Linked DNA regions of Homo sapiens: regions 2, 3, 4 and 5 are each linked to region 1. A link is a contact called in ENCODE Hi-C or POLR2A ChIA-PET data. All regions are on one chromosome and are shown on one strand. The core of a region is the stretch at or near the end of the contact, and the rest is flanking DNA. Distances in the headings are between cores, read along the strand shown.

What was found. A loop is a pair of places that touch in the nucleus more often than their neighbours do. ChIA-PET counts read pairs that join two places held with the same protein, here RNA polymerase II (POLR2A). Pooled maps may share reads with other maps.
Region 2: a pooled map shows a loop between it and region 1 (5-fold over the local background). The contact joins two enhancer-like sites. A Hi-C loop is called at or near these places in 1 of 37 single-sample maps with no recorded cell type and 6 of 50 pooled maps. POLR2A ChIA-PET finds 5 or more read pairs at or near these places in 4 of 52 experiments (CD8-positive, alpha-beta memory T cell, T-cell, activated CD4-positive, alpha-beta T cell and 1 more).
Region 3: a loop to region 1 is called in a map of transverse colon, with 2.5 times the contacts of the local background. The contact joins two enhancer-like sites. A Hi-C loop is called at or near these places in 2 of 168 maps with a recorded cell type or tissue (GM23248 and transverse colon). POLR2A ChIA-PET finds 5 or more read pairs at or near these places in 1 of 52 experiments (OCI-LY7).
Region 4: a loop to region 1 is called in a map of CD8-positive, alpha-beta T cell, with 4 times the contacts of the local background. The contact joins two enhancer-like sites. A Hi-C loop is called at or near these places in 77 of 168 maps with a recorded cell type or tissue (A673, B cell, CD4-positive, alpha-beta T cell and 47 more), 37 of 37 single-sample maps with no recorded cell type and 49 of 50 pooled maps. POLR2A ChIA-PET finds 5 or more read pairs at or near these places in 4 of 52 experiments (CD4-positive, alpha-beta T cell, CD4-positive, alpha-beta memory T cell, activated CD4-positive, alpha-beta T cell and 1 more).
Region 5: a loop to region 1 is called in a pooled map, with 1.9 times the contacts of the local background. The contact joins the promoter of LINC02098 here to the enhancer-like site in region 1. A Hi-C loop is called at or near these places in 1 of 168 maps with a recorded cell type or tissue (naive thymus-derived CD4-positive, alpha-beta T cell) and 7 of 50 pooled maps. POLR2A ChIA-PET finds 5 or more read pairs at or near these places in 2 of 52 experiments (activated T-cell and naive thymus-derived CD4-positive, alpha-beta T cell).

The regions. Positions count from the first base shown.
Region 1 is chr11:128,829,751-128,832,839 of GRCh38, forward strand. No RefSeq gene overlaps it. Among named protein-coding and RNA genes, the nearest start is that of KCNJ1, 36 kb to the right of the region's middle. Within about 2 kb of position 1,586, at least 14 of the 41 ENCODE cell types and tissues checked have a DNase peak (open chromatin) inside an H3K27ac peak, as active enhancers do; they include CD8-positive, alpha-beta T cell and natural killer cell, where a contact is called at or near this core.
Region 2 is chr11:128,317,759-128,320,797 of GRCh38, forward strand. All of the region lies in intron 1 of LOC124902787 (a long non-coding RNA gene), which reads right to left. Among named protein-coding and RNA genes, the nearest start is that of LINC02098, 110 kb to the left of the region's middle. Within about 2 kb of position 1,298, at least 4 of the 41 ENCODE cell types and tissues checked have a DNase peak (open chromatin) inside an H3K27ac peak, as active enhancers do.
Region 3 is chr11:128,259,404-128,262,777 of GRCh38, forward strand. No RefSeq gene overlaps it. Among named protein-coding and RNA genes, the nearest start is that of LINC02098, 52 kb to the left of the region's middle. Within about 2 kb of position 1,633, at least 2 of the 41 ENCODE cell types and tissues checked have a DNase peak (open chromatin) inside an H3K27ac peak, as active enhancers do.
Region 4 is chr11:128,283,803-128,286,822 of GRCh38, forward strand. No RefSeq gene overlaps it. Among named protein-coding and RNA genes, the nearest start is that of LINC02098, 77 kb to the left of the region's middle. Within about 2 kb of position 1,694, at least 2 of the 41 ENCODE cell types and tissues checked have a DNase peak (open chromatin) inside an H3K27ac peak, as active enhancers do; they include CD8-positive, alpha-beta T cell and natural killer cell, where a contact is called at or near this core.
Region 5 is chr11:128,207,183-128,210,243 of GRCh38, forward strand. LINC02098 (long intergenic non-protein coding RNA 2098) reads left to right here and starts at 1,584. Exons shown (of 4, transcript NR_146647.1): 1 at 1,584-1,760.

The sequences.
Region 1 (3,089 bases), core at 336-2,835:
TGATGTTTTGAGGACATTGTCTAAAATCATTCCTTATTTTTAAGATGTGGTGTATGGAGTGTTGTGCTCTCACATCCTGAACCTTGGACACATTTCCTCTTCCTGGACTCCCCTCCACCCATCATTTGACTAACTCTTCCTTTTGCTTCACATTTCACTTCCATGTCTTTTTCTCAGAGAAGCTCTCTCTCCTCGGTGCCTCACACTAGGTAAGGATGCCTTGTGCCAATTCTCCCCTCTGACATTGGTGTGCCCTGTCAGCTGCCCCAAGAATATGAGCTCCATGGAGCTCCTAGTGTATTTTATTTTCTAAATGTGTCTGTAGGACATTGTTCAGTGCCCAAATATTTGTTTAAAATAGCAGGCTGGGCGCGGTGGCTCACGCCTGTAATCCCAGCACTTTGGGAGACCGAGGCGGATGGATCACGAGGTCAGGAGTTTGAGACCAGCCTGACCAACATGGTGAAACACCATCTCTACTAAAAATGCAAAAAATTAGCCAAGAGTGTTGGCGCATGCCTGTAATCCCAGCTACTCAGGAGGCTGAGGCAGGAGAATCACTTGAACCCGGGAGGTGGAGGTTGCAGTGAGCTGAGATCGCGTCACTGCTCTCCAGCCTGGGCGACAGGAGGGAGATTCCATCTCAAAAAAAAAAAAAATAGCGTAGCATTTCACACTGCATTAACTGATTTCCCTGTCATAGTACACTTAGGCTTTTCACCCCTACACATAATCCTGCAACAAACATGCGTTTATGTGAATTCATCTATTAGGTGTCTGTGGTAAAAATAATCCCTTAACAAGGAATATGACTTTGTGGTTAATTCTGTGTCATGTGTTCTACTAATTGATCTTCTCAACAGCCACATGGGGTTGGTTTCATTATCATCAGCTTACGAATGAGAAACCCACAACTCAGAGAGGGTAAGCGAGTTACCAAATTCATATGAAAGCAACTGAAAAAGAATTTGGACTCAGGCCTCCGGGAGACAGGAGCTGGCCTGTTCCTGGGAAAGCCCATGAATTTTGACCCAGACTAACCTGTGCTTTCAAAAGTGCCTGTTCTGCTATCTACAGTTGTTACTGGGATTAAATGAGTAGATACTTATAAAGCACTTAAAATAATGTCTGCTCATAATAAACCCTGTATAAATGTTGAATATATAGATACATAGCAGCTCTGCCCTGACTAGCCGTGTATGGACCATGAGCATGCATCTTAACCTCTCTGGGCCTCAGACTTCTCATCTGTAAAATGGGAGTCATGGTATTATGTCAGCTTTATTGTCAGGAAAATGTAAAGCACATGGAATCTCATAGACTCTAACACATGGTAACAACTTCCTCTTCGAGCCAGTCTAATCTCTCTAGAATGATAAACTTCTATATTTAAATCACAATTTAAATTTTTTTATGTCTTTCACGGTCATTTTATCACCCCAGCAATGACTAGAAGGCCCAATATTTTATATATCTCTGTTAAATATTCTAAGCATTATTAAGAGCTTTCTGGGTATAGCCAAGCCCTCTTAACCGTCAGAGGCAGACTACTTTTCAACCAGGTCAGTTTCACTTTTGCGATCTGGAAGTATATGGCGCCACCTGCTGGCCAAAGCACACCTCGCCAACAAAGTGCAGGTTAGTTCAGGATTGCCCATTCTAGTAGGATCCCCCCTCGACCCCTACCCTCCCCTGTCTTCACTTCCACCCAGGGGGAAATCTGAAGCACAGGATGGGTCAGCAATCGACTCTTTCTGAAGCTGGGTAAGACACATTATTCCTCTTGAACAGGCCCCCCTGCAGAAACTTAGGGACCCTAAGTTTCTCCACTTATGAAATAACAGGGTAGGGTCAGGCTTTGCCTAGGTCCCTCTCACCGCTAAGCTTCTAGGATTCTGTGAGTTCACCTCGGAGGCAGGCACAGGGAGGAAGGTGAGCTACTGTGTCTCAGGTTAAAATCAAGCCTGGAAATGGAAAGCAAGGCCAGGAATGTAGGCTGGGAAACGATGAGGCCCAGGACAGAGGAAACGAGGGCACAGCATGGGACCCCCGCTCATCAGCCAGACCCACCCTGCCTTGGCCTTGCCCATCATCGGCAGAATAATCATCATCACTCAAACTACCGCTTATTGGGAGCCTATATCAGACACAGTGCTAGGTTCTTTACATAGTGTTTTGTTAAATATTATTTCATACTATATCTGTACACTATCCCTTTAAGGTAGGTATTATTGTTGTTCACAACTGGAAAAAAGACTCAGAAAGGCTAAGAATTTGTTCAAGCTAAACACAGCCAATAAGTGGGAAATCTGGGATTTGACCCAAATCTGTCTGTCTTCAAAGCCCCTGAACCTTGCACCTTATTTCTTGCCTTCATCCCTCCTCCTTCCTTGCCTACTTTTTTCTTTTATGCTTCATCAGGCTGTGTTTTTCCGAGGCTATCACAGGTTCAGGTTGCATCTGGCCATTGATGTGGGGAACTGAGATAACCATAGGGATAATTGTGGTCTCTACTTGCCATTTTTAGTTCAACTAAAAACAACTTTGCTGGTGGCCTCAACAGCCCACTCATTAGTGATTGCTTACTTTCACTTTGTTGGTGTAGATGAAGGTGCCTCCGTGTCTTCCCTTCCAGTGAGGGCTTCCCAGCTTCCTCAGATGCTAAGTGCAACTGTAGATACACGTGGCCTCTGTGTTCCCAAAAGAAGCAGTGCAAGGGTGCAGGGCTTTATCCATTCCCAGACTCACCTGCCTTTCTGATCCTGGCTACCACCTTCCAGGTGCATTTTCCTTCAGGAACAGTGACTGCCAGGCACAAAGTTTGTGGGTGGCTCCAGGAAAGGGGAGAGGCACAGGAAAGAACGCTGGGCTAACTAGCAGGCAGGCACCCTGGCTTCTGACCCCTGCTTCCCCACTTCACAGCTACATGACCTGGGCAAGTCATAGGGTCTCTGAGACTCAGTTTCCCATCCTGAAAAATGGAAATGACGACACTTTCTCTGCCTCCCTCAAAAGTTAGTTTCTGCCTCTAATTCTCTAATCTGTCCCTCATGCCAACACAAGAGATATAGTCCCAAAATACTTGTTTA
Region 2 (3,039 bases), core at 48-2,547, 510 kb before region 1:
AAAAATTTATTTACAACTTAGAATCTAAAAAAAAATGATAGGCTTATATCTGGTTAAAAAACAATAGCCCATCATGTTTCTCTAATTTTCTTGCCTGCCAAGAAGCTCAGGAAGTGGTACTGCTCAAGCAAGTAGCTCAGTGTTTCCCAAAGGGTGCTCCACAGAGTTCTACTGCACGATGATTTTAAAAACATTTGTTTAATGACATAAATGTGAGAAAATAAATGTACAATTCCATCAGTATATTAACAATTCTAAGAGATCTAATAATAAATGTTTATATTTATGTATTTGTTTATTTTTATTTCAATAGCTTTTGGGGAACAGATGGTTTTTACATGGATAGATTCTTTATTGTTGATTTCTGAGATTTTGGCGCCCCTGTCACCTGAGCAGTGTACACTGTACCCAATGTTAGACTTTTATTCCTCACCCCCTTCCCACCCTTCTCCCTGAGTCCCCAAAGTCCATTATATTATTCTTATGCCTTTGTGTCCTCATAACTTAGCTCCCACTTATAAGTAAGAGTATACAATGTTTGTTTTTTCATTCTTGTATTACTTCACTTAGAATAATGATCTCCAACTCCATCTAGATTGCTGTGGATGCCATTATGTTGTTCCTTTTTATGGCTGAGTAGTATTCCATGGTATACACACACACACACACACACATATGTATTACATTTTCTGTATCCACTCATTTGTTGGTGGGCTGGTTCCATATTTTTGCAATTGCAAATTGTGCTGCTATAAACACAAATGTGCAAGTGTCTTTTTCACATAATGACTTCTTTTCTTCTGGGTAGATACCCAGCAGTGGGATTGCTGGATCAAATGGTAATTCTTCCTTTAGTTCTTTAAGAAATCTTCATACTGTTCGAATTTGTTTTATCCAATCTTTCCTAAACTTATCCGACTGTAGAATTCTGCCTTTGCATAATATCTGCTATTTCAAAGCTCACAAAGTTGGGAAAGGCTGACCTAGGCCGTTGACTGATTTATTTCCCTCTTCCTTCTAAAGGTCCATTTTGTTTTTCTCTACTTCCATGCCTATCTTCCATATATGGATTATAAGGCACAGATAATAAACTGTGAGTGGGGGCAAGTCTGTATGTATATGTAGTAAACACACCACAAAAGGTGTACGTTCTGCTCTGCTTCTTCCCCCGCTCCCCCCTTTAGCTATTGAGCTCAAGCTTGTTCCTGGCAGGACCTGCACATAGCAATATAGCCTTCTAGGGAAAACCCAAAGCCCTTCAGGAAGTGGTATGCGATGATGTACTATAGTAGCTGGTATGTTTCCTTCTGAGTCAGGGCTACCACAAGGGGGTCCCCAGGATTTGACACCTCTCTGAAAAGATGCCAAGATGCTGGTGCCGAGGTCATGACTGCCTCTCCCTTTGTTAAGGGCCCTCTAGGGCTTTTCCCAAGTCACTGAGATTAATAGAATCCAAACCAGATTTCAGCCCAGGCCCTCCCCTCTCTTTGAATTACCGTTGCTTCCTTATTTTTTTCTCTTCTTTTTTTTTTTTTTTTCATTGAGACAGAGTCTCGCTCTGTCACCCAGGCTAGAGTGCAGTGGTGTCATCTCGGCTCACTGCAATCTCCACCTCTCGGGTTCAAGCAATTCTCCTGCCTCAGCCTCTTGAGTAGCTGGGATTACAGGTGTGTGCCACCATGCCTGGCTAATTTTTGTATTTTTAGTAGAGATGGGGTTTCACCATGTTGGTCAGGCTAGTCTCGAACTCCTGACCTCGTGATCCGCCTGCCTTGGCCTCCCAAAGTGCTGGGATCACAGACGTGAGCCACCGTGCCCTGCCTGCTTCCTTGTTTTAATGCTTCCTTGGAGTATCTTCAGTCTCCCGTTTATGGTTTCACATCCTTCTACCATGAAAGGCACACTTCAGTGCTGCATCCAAAGCAGCGTCATAAAGATGTTCCCATGGGTTCATTTCGCATTTGCTCCCAAATCTTCCACATGAGAAGACTAACTTAAAAGGGTTCCTGAAACATACCATATGCCTGGAGCAGTATTAATAATGCCGTTTCACATGTTTAGAGATCTTTAACTCTTCTTCCCTGTGCTGGTCAGTGCACGTCTTCAGAGGCTCAGTTCTATAGGGCTCTGTCAGGCTGATTCTTACAGAAAAATACTCCCATGCTCCTTATATAAGGAATTAACACTACTGTGAAAGAATCCTAGAACCATTGCCATTTAGTTGAAATCTTGCTTCTTTTATGCAAATTAATAATAATATAATTATTAAGAGAGTTCAGAAGTGCTAGCCAGTTTCTCTTTTGTCAGCAGCTGTCTGGAAAGCTTTTACCTAGAGAACAACTTTACATTCTAGAGCTTCTTTTCTCTAGAAGACTCCAGATAATTCTCAAACCATTCTCTTTGAAAGATGGAGAAAACTAGGCCCAGTGGAAGGCAGTGAATCTCCACTGGCTGCTTTCGAACCTGTTCCAGATTCAGTGTACAGAACCTCAGTCCTAGGTCAACTTTCCAACATATGGCACTGCTTCCTGGACACAATCTGTCATTTAAAAAATAATGTTTATAAAACATTGATCTGTGAACCAGAATCTCCTGGAGTGCTTATTTTAAGATTAAATTTTAGTGGAAAAATTGGTGAAATCTGAATAAAGTCTGTAAATAGTAAGTGAATAGTATGCGAAAATTAAGTGAATAGTAATGTTCCACAATTGTGTATGAAATTAACGTTGCGCTTTTGGGTATTTAACCAAGTGAATTGAAAGCAGGGACTTGAACAGATATTTGCAAACCCAGGTTCATAGCTGCATTGTTCACAATAGTCAATAGGTAGAAACAATACACATATCCATCAACACACAAATGAAGAAAGAAAACGTGGTATATACATGCAATTGAATATTATTGAGACTTACAAAGGAATGAAATTCTGACACATGCTGCAATATAAATGAACCTTGAAGACACTACGTTAAGTGAGACAAGCCAGATACAAAAGGGCAAATATTGCATGATTTCATCTATATGAGGTACCTAACAGAG
Region 3 (3,374 bases), core at 383-2,882, 570 kb before region 1:
TGTGTTTGGGGAAATTGCAGGATAGACGACTCCAACAAATCCAGGTTTTAGTGTCTCTTGGGCTCCTGAAGCCTGGGAAAGGCAAAGTGGGCCAAAGCTGGCCTCAGTGTGTGTGGGAACTGCAGGGGATGGGGGTTAGGAGGACAGTTTATAAAGAAAATGGTTCAAAGCTCTATTTTGATTCCTAGGGTAAAGTAGGCTACCAGGAGGAACACAGAGTTCATTCAAGGCACAAAGCTCAGATTAAAATGTTTCATCAGCTTTCTAACTTCCAGCACGCTCACACTTGGGCACATCTAGCAGCCTGTGTACACCCAGAATTCTGTTGCTTTGGGGCACCAACAATACACTGAAACCAGTCTATGATGATTTTCATTCTCAATCATGTTAGCGAAGGCTCAGAACAGTTAACAACTATGAGAAGGTCACACAGCCCTCAACCCTTTGACTCCAAAGTCTGTGTGCTATGGGAGTCAGTGGATGAGAATACGTTCCTCTCTTGTTGTATTTTCTTGGCTCTCACTTACTTCTAAAGGTGTCTTTCATATTTTCAGCCTCCTCCTTTTACAAATAAGTCAACAGTATGGCCTGGCAGAGTCACTTAGTAGCTTTCCTCCAGTCATGGGTGATCAAATATTCTTTTGCATATTTGGCATATTTATATTCCTCAGGAAGTTGTATCCACTGGCCCATATCTTCAGTCAAATATAAGTTTTATGGTTGCAAAGTTCTAAATCTCTCTTACTCTCACATTTAAATTATCCCAGATCTTTCTGGAGATTCAAGGTCTACAGGAACCAGCAAGTATCTCTAAGCTGTGACTTAAAGAATTTGATTTATTTGGCTTCTTCTCCTTTGAATAGCTTGAGTGTTCCTGCTACAGGGAAAGGCCACAGAGTAAACAAGAAAATAAAATAACTAATGAAATCCAAGTATCTAATTCCAACAGAAGAGAAAGAGAGAGAGAGAGATCATGTAGAGACTCAAATAAATTATTTTGATTTACTATCTGAAACCTTAGATCAAATTTCTGACTACTTTTATTCACACATTCATTGCATCATTTTTTCCTCAAAATCCGCCTTTACTTTTGATCTCAGGCTGCTCTCAGAAACTATGATATCATTGAGTACTACAGTATTCCTCTTTTTCCTTGAAAAGGTCACTTATTTAATTTGCTCCTTGGACAAAAGCCCACGTGCCTTATAATCAAGGCCTGATCTTGCTTAATGCCATGAGAGTGAAAGGGATGTAGAGAGAGTTTATTCTTTTTCTAATGATATTCATATGAGCTGCTGCATTCCCACAAAAACAGGGCCAGGAAGGGTATGCTTAGCTTTTTCGAGAAAGGTGTAATAGTCAGGCAATATTTTTCCTATCTGTAACTCAGCTCCTTGAAAATGAGCCACTGTGGCATACCAGCTAGGAGATACTTTAGGTCTAGAATGTGGACATTCTGCTATAATGTTTCCTCACATAAATAGGAAACAGAAAATATTCTAGAGCAAAAGCAAAATTAACATGATCTGAGCTTACTCCGAAAATGTAGAATTCAAATTACATATGGAAGATCTTAACCAGAAGCAATGAGATGGGAGAGTTCCCTGACCCCCCTCACAGGAAGTTCTAGAGGGGTGTGGCTTATCTGTTTGGCCACCACATGCTCAAACCGCTTACAGGAGGGGGACCATTCAGACAGGCAGGCGCAGGAGCCGGGATGAGCACTTTTGGGCTCCAGCCCCACAGTAGCGTCTGGGGAGAGTACCTGCAACTCCTGAAACCTTGATGGGCTTGTTGCAGTGCTCCTTTTAGCTCTGACATCCACAGACAGCTTAAACGTTAACCAGCTCAGTGCCCTCTTGGTAGCCAGGTTCTTGTCTGGCATCCAGGAAAAATCAGGTCACACAGACAAATTGAAGGATGGTAAATGCTGGGAATTTTATTGCCAGATGGAGGTGGCTCTCAGCGGGATGAAAGGGAATGGAGTGGGAAGATGAGATCTTCACCTGGAGTTCAGCCAGCCTGCGGCTGATCTTCTCTCCAACTGCCCCCAGCTGAACTCCTCTTGATATTCAGATGCTTCTTCTCTTCTCTCCTTCTTTGCCTTGCCACTCTTCTATTCCTCTGCTCTTCTGCTCATGGAGCCTGGGGTTTGGAGTTTATATGGGTACAGGATGGGGGGCGTGGCAGGCCAAAAGGCAACGTTTGGGTGCAGAAACAGGAATGCCTGTTCCCATTTAGGGCCGTAGGTTTCCAGGCTTGAGGCTTTGCTGGGGAACTGCCCTCTTCTACCCAGTATCTCCCTTGCCTTCTGTTCGTATCAGCAACATCAGTAGGATATGGAATTATGTTCCCAGACGACTTCTGAAAATACATGATCTCCATCAGGGCATAAGACTTCACAAGAAGTACATAATAGAAATCATCCCTAGCATTGAGAAGAAAGAAATGAAGTCAGCTCCATCCACTGCAGGCCCTGAAGCCATGGGACAACAAGGAGGTAAATGCAACAGCTCATGTTCCTTCAGAGTAGCAGGTTTTAGCGGGGAAGAGCATAGCCAGTGATCAAAGAAACTCATTAGAAAAGATGACAAGAAACCTTCCTGTTTAATACTGCTGTACCTTTTCCACTTATTACTGAGATTTCCTCTTCTGAAAAAAAATCATAGTGATTCGGACATTGTCCGGCGTGAGTAAAGCTTAAGACAGCTCTGCTTCAAATTCTTCTTTCATCCACCCCCATTTATTTCTGATTGACATGACACTTCCAGCCTGAAGAAGCTGACAATCATTGGATAAGAGGTAGCACAAGAGGTTCACCTGAGAGGAAATAAACAGGAGCTCAATGGGGAAAAAACAGTAATACCACATTTCAGTGGCAGGAATTAGTAAAGTGCTTTTATTTCCATCTCCCTTTATCCCTTCAGGCAGCCACTACAGTTTGACTCCTTTGATTCTCAACCCAAAAGATCACATCCTGATCTAAATGAATCCTTTTTGTTAGAATGTCTTCCCTTTCCCATTTGTGGGAAATGCCTAAATCCTGACCTAAATCCAAACCAAAACTGTCTCCTATCTGCTGTGCTATGCCTCTTATTCTCCATCTCCCACTTCCATGGCCCAGAAATATGAGTCCGTCACCGTCTTCTCTCTGTGCATCCTCTGATCTGCTGGACTCTAATCGCTCACTCCTGACTTTCGCACGGTAGAAATAACAGACTCTGCTGGCCATGTGAATACAATCATCCTTTTCTATCTCTGTGTATGCAGAGTAGTGGGGGCAGAGGTGGTGAAGAGAAACAGGACATAGGGAGGGGGGCTGGGCTAGAGGAAGGAAGGCTAATGACAGAGAAAAAGGGAAGAAGGGGTAAATG
Region 4 (3,020 bases), core at 444-2,943, 550 kb before region 1:
CTTTGGAACAGAGTCAGAGAGATTTCTATATCTGGTTAGTCTAAAATCTGTAACAAAAGTCCTGTAAGGCACTTAAAAAATTCCATAATCAGAGATCAATTATCTGTCTTATATGTCTTCCAAAGTACCATGCCAAAAGCTCATATCCTTTCAGGTCATGATAGCTAATACTTTTGAGGGCTTAAGCACCATTCTAAGCATTTTATGTTCTTATTTATCTTTACAGTAATACCATGAGGTGGACTTTACTCTTGTACTCCATTTTACAGATGGGAAAGCTGAGGCACAGAAGGTTGAAAACCTCCCCAAGCTTACATAGTTAATAAGGAGTGGTTCTAAAACAACCCATGCTTTTAAACTGCTAAGCTACCCTGAAAATATATTTTTCAGCTTATTTTTCTCTCTTTCTGTAGTATCAGTCACCCCAATCTGTCCTCCCTGTCTTTTACTCATCTATTGAGACCCATCTCCCTGTAGCAAATGTCACATTCCTCTGCAACTTAAAACAGATACTCTCCACCTTCTCTGGATTCTATAGTTCTGTGTTCTATTAATCATTTTATATTGTTATTATCTACTTATAAGTTTGTTTTCCACATTAAATGTTGAATTCCTTTAAGGCATGGACTTTTTTTTTTAATCTCCTTTGATTGGCAGTGGTGATACGGTGTATGGCCATAGAGTAAGTCTTTGGCAGATCTTAATTGGATAAATAAAGTTCTGGAGAAGCAGCTTGCTAAGCCATTTTTACAACCATATTAAATTATTTTAACAGTTCAGGTACAAGTTTTTGTGTGACTATCAACATAATAATACTATATCGCAGCTAAATGTGCTAGGAAAAACACAGATTTTTGGAATCAGGCTGATCCAAATTTTGCTTACATTGACACATTGATTTTTGCTCCATTTCTGAGAGGCATGGATTTGGGTAAATTAAACTCCTGACAGAGTATCAGTTTCCCATCTGCAACACGAGCCTCATATGACTCCTCATGTGTGGGAGTCAATCTGCGAGACGGTCCCCAATGGCCCCTACCTTCTGATAATCATACCCCGTGTACTTCCCCTCCCTTCAGTGTTGGGAGGACTTAGGGACTTGCTTCTAATGAATAGACTACTGTACCAATGATAGGAAATCACTTGCAATATTTGGTTATAAGAAAACCATGCCTTCAGTCTTAGGTTCTCTCTCAAAACTCTCTTAGATCACTTCAGTTTGGGGGAAGCCAGCTACCCTGCCCACTTGGCATGCAGTTGAGGGCTGCTAACAGCCACGTGTGTGAGCTTGGAAGTGGATGCTCTCTGAGTTGAGCCTTGAAATGACTGCAACCCTGGCTAACATTTTAGTCGCAACCTTTTGACAAGACCCTATGTCTGAACGATGAGGCTAAGCCAATTCCAGATTCCTGACCCAAGGAAACCCACGGAGAAGAAGTGTTTGTTGTTTTCATTCAACAGCTAAGGTAATTAGGGGTAATCTGTCCCATAGCAATCAATAACTAATAGACTATGCCAGTGGTATTCTTATTCAAAACCTATATGCTAAGCCTTTGAGACAGAAAAAGCAAAACAAAACAGAAAGAAGCAGGCCTTGGGAAACTTACAAAATTAGAAAAGAATACAAACACCAATTTATGTCAATTTAGAAACATACTTATTACAACTTGCTTGTAGCTCATCAGTTAGCGAGGTGCCACCCCACTCTATGTGTGGGGTTTTAAGAGGAAATGGCAGATGTTTCTGTTAAGATTTCCAGGAGAGGCTGAACTAAAGAGAATGCCTAACTACATAGGACAGGATGGTTATCCACTCATTGAAGGACTGATTACCTCGGAGGGTTGCCCAGTAGGTCATCTGAGGTCCTTATTGAATCTCTCTTAATTTTATTTCCACTTTTAAACTTGCATGAATAGTTCTGATGATAATTACCAAATGTTGATATGTATGGAAAATCAGCATTCCACAAATATCCAACTTGGGCAGCTTTCATACACGTGTGGCTGCTTGAAATTCAGCAAATTTCATTAGAATCACATGTTTGCTTAGAGAAATAGTAGCCAAAAGCTGTGCTGGAAACACACACACAAACACACACACACAAACACACACACACAAGCAGTGCAAAAAAGAAGAAATCTTAGGTTGAACGTGTGCGAATTGCAAGCTTCAAGCTGGATCTTCTGAGGTCCCTCTCTGCCACTCTCTTAGGTTGTAAAATCTTGGATCAATCCCTTAATACTCTGCCTCCATAGTTACTGTATTTAATACTTTCACCTATTGTAAGGTGTCTCACTCCCTACATTTGATTTTTGTATGTACCTGTGCTAACAAGCACTTTGCTCAATTGCCAAATATTGTAAATATTGTTAAGGAAATATATTTAATTTCTATCAACTGCTACTATATATGGAGTCTACCTCCATATCCCTTTCCCAATTATCCATTATCCACTAGCCTTTAGGATGTCATCAGGACATTCAACCCTTGTTCCTTGCAATTTCAATTCAAGTTTATTGTTTTAGTTTTGGATTTTTCTTCTCAACTGGCATCCTGCCCGCATCTGTAACAACCTCAAGACATTGAACAAGAATGACATTTATGATTCATATTGCAAGCTAAGGTTCTTTACTCTTAATACTCTGACCTTAAAACCCTTTGGCCTTCATCTATGCTCTCTTTGTGCCTAGAACCATTTCCAGGACCAGCATTTGACATCTTCATGTGGCAAAAGAGAATTCCTGATTTTCTATAATGCCAATCCTCACCCTCACCCACTTCAAATCTGCTCCTCTGTAGTCTTTCTCATCTCTGTAAACAGGACCTGCAGTTGTTTGAGCCAAAAGTTTAGAAGTTATCCTTGATGCCTCTTTTCCTTTTATCCCCCAATGCTAGAGCATTTCTTGTGATCTCTTATCACATGGTTGCCTCTATCTAGTCATTCAGGTGTTGACTTAGCTGTTCTTTGAGACCTTCCTTTCCCAATTAGTGTATGGTAACCCCAGCCACCTTCAGTCACA
Region 5 (3,061 bases), core at 334-2,833, 620 kb before region 1:
CACATGCATGAATACATGTAAAAGTACTGAAAACTAAATAAGATCTATAGTCCAGTTAACAGCAATGTACCAATGTCAATTTCCTTGTTTGATGTTGTACTACCATTATAATATGATGTCATGCTTGGGGGAAGCTGGGTGAATGGTGCAGGGGTTCCTAGGTACTCTTTTGCACAACACTCTGAGTCTATAATTACTTTGAAAGTTTTTTTTTAAGCTAAGGAAAAGTTTCTTTCATTCAATAATCAACATCAACATTAACTTTCAACTGTTGACCTACATTACCACAGGGGTGAGCAGCTTGGGAGAAGAGGGCTCCTCAGTCTTGGTGCCAACGTGTTGTTTCTTGGCACCCCCACTGTTAATCTTGAGCAGACCTCCAGACCTACTCCAAATAAGCACACCAGTTGTGTAAAGCCAAGTATCCTGTTCAAGATCTTTTCTAGTCTTCATCCTTCCCTAGTTAGATCGCTACTTGAAACACTTTGGAAGCCACCATTAGATTGAGGGCTACTACTGGTAGTTCAGGGACCCAGATGGAAGAAGACACAGAGGTCAGCTGGAGAATTATAAGGTCTTCTTAATCTTATCCAATGTTTTTCAAGGATGGCAAATCAAATTCTGTCACTAACTTGGTTGTATTTATGTGACAAACGTTTAGTCAGTGCCTTCCCTGAAAGTCCTGAAACTTGTGAAAATGATTCCTGGTTGCCCAGTGCCTACAGGATAAATTCCACATCACTGAGTCGCTCACATAAACTCTTTCACAATATTTGCCCAACCTGCCTCTCTAGACCTATTTTTTTTCTTACTCCTTTCACCATCATTCTTCTTCAGGTTACCCTTACCCCAGAGGATATGATGCATTCTATATTCATCCACGTACATTTACTTGCAGTTTCACAAATATTGCACCACCCATTGTTCCTGCTAATCACTAAGTTTGGAATGTTCCCTCTGCCATTCCTGGAATATCCCTTGTCCCAACACACACATACATACACACACACACACACACATTCAAGCACAGAAAACACACACAAATCTTTTAGGGCCCAGTTCAAAAGTGGTTGCTTTGACATATTCCCTAACTAACCCCTGTGGTTTAGAATGGCCACTTCTTTCAGCTCCTCGCATTAGGAGGTGGAGACAGTTTTCCCCATTCTTGATTCTGGAATGGCCCAGTTAATTGTTCTCACCAGTTGAATGCAGTAGAGGTGGCACTGTGTGACTGTCCAGTCTCACTCAAGAGGCCTTGCAGTTTTTGTTCTCACTCTCTTGGAAAGCTGCTGCCCCCATATTAAAAACCTGGGTCAATATGCTGGAAAAGCCACATGGAAGAGAGCCAAGACACTCAGCTGCAAATTCGATGTTACTGCCAAGTATGTGAAGGAAACTTTCTTGGATCCTCTGGCTGCAGCCAAAACACCATGAGTAATCCCAAGAGATGCCAACAGAAGAGCTGTGTGGCTGAGCCCAGATCCCAGAGCAAAATCATGAACAATACCTTTTGTTTGAAGGTTCTTTTTTGGAATGATTTGTTACACCGTACTAGACAATTGATACAGCCTCGCCCCAACTCCAACCTCAAAAAACTAGTCATTCGGAATTCTGAAAGACCACAGCACTCTATGTCTACTTCTATTATAGATTCATATTTGACCATAATTATTTATTTCAACATTTCTCTGCACTACCAGACTTTGAGTTCCCTGGAACTAAAAATATTGCTTGGACCTCACGCTGTACCTGAATACCTGGTAAGCACTAAAGTAGTAATTGGCAAAGCAATGAAAAGCTAAAGAACTGGCCTTACTCAGGTTGATCCTGTCTGAGTGTGTTCGTCAAACCACAGGCAGAAGGAACTTTCACTTCATACACTGGAAAGAATAGTGAACCTCATGCCTCAGTGGTGTGGCTCACCTGAGGTTAAGTTTAGCAGCAGTAGTAGACTGGAACTTTTTAGAATGCTAAGATTCAACAGCCTCAGATGAACAGTATTTTACTAGCTCTGCCAATCTAAAAGCCTAGGGAACTCTTTGCTTGCAAATAAAAGAATATAATTCCAAGCAAAATCCTGTAAGACTTGGCTTTGAGTCAAAATTATAAAAATAAAAACATTTGATTTTTACAATTCCTCTCTAGAGTTTTGTCCAGCATTATCCAGATGAAGTTGAATTATTCAATATACCCTATAGTTATTTACATATAACTGGTGACATGGCTGAAAAAAGGAGGATCTTATCAATTGTCTTCAGATAATAATTTCTCCAGTTTAGAACCATATTTTGCCTATATGTTAGCTGGACGAGTCCAACTATTGAATCATTAAGTAATCCATTTCTAAGCATGGATATTAAGTTACTTTTTTACATTTAGTTAAGGTTGCATTATTGCATTTAGTACTATTTTCATCTTATGTGTTACTGTTAATATTATGTTATCTTTAATCACTAGATGAAGTTGGAAGGCAAAAAATGAGTAAGGGGCTTGGAAGAAGAAATTTTCAATTCTTGTTTTGCTTTGTCAGTGACTTGCTCCTTGTCCCTTTTCGTCTTAAATATTTGTCCCTAGTTTCATTACTGGCAATGCCTTTTAATGAAAAAAGAAATGTTTTAATTAACCACAATAGTATTTGTTTATGTTAACTTAAAAATTACAGCATTTGCAAATTTTTAACTATAACCAAAATCAACAGCTAGCCTAATTTTAAAAAAGACTTTAGAATGCCTTGATATCTATTGGAACATTACATATTTGTGATCCATTTTACTTTCTACTGTTGAACAGCAGATCCTTCTGGTTCAAGAAAGGCTACGACTCCTTATTAAGTTGCTGTAGTATTGGCAAAATACAAACCAAACTCTATATTAGTGACCCTGTATTTATTTGTAAGAAAATTTAATCCATATGATTTTGAGTCATTGTCACTTACAGTAATACAAGCAAATCATGCTGCGTAAGTGCTACTTGATTTCCAAGATGCCTTTTGAACCACCTTTTGAGGTGGTCTTTTTTATTTAGGACAAGAAGGTTTATTTTTACTGGTTGAAAAAAGGCT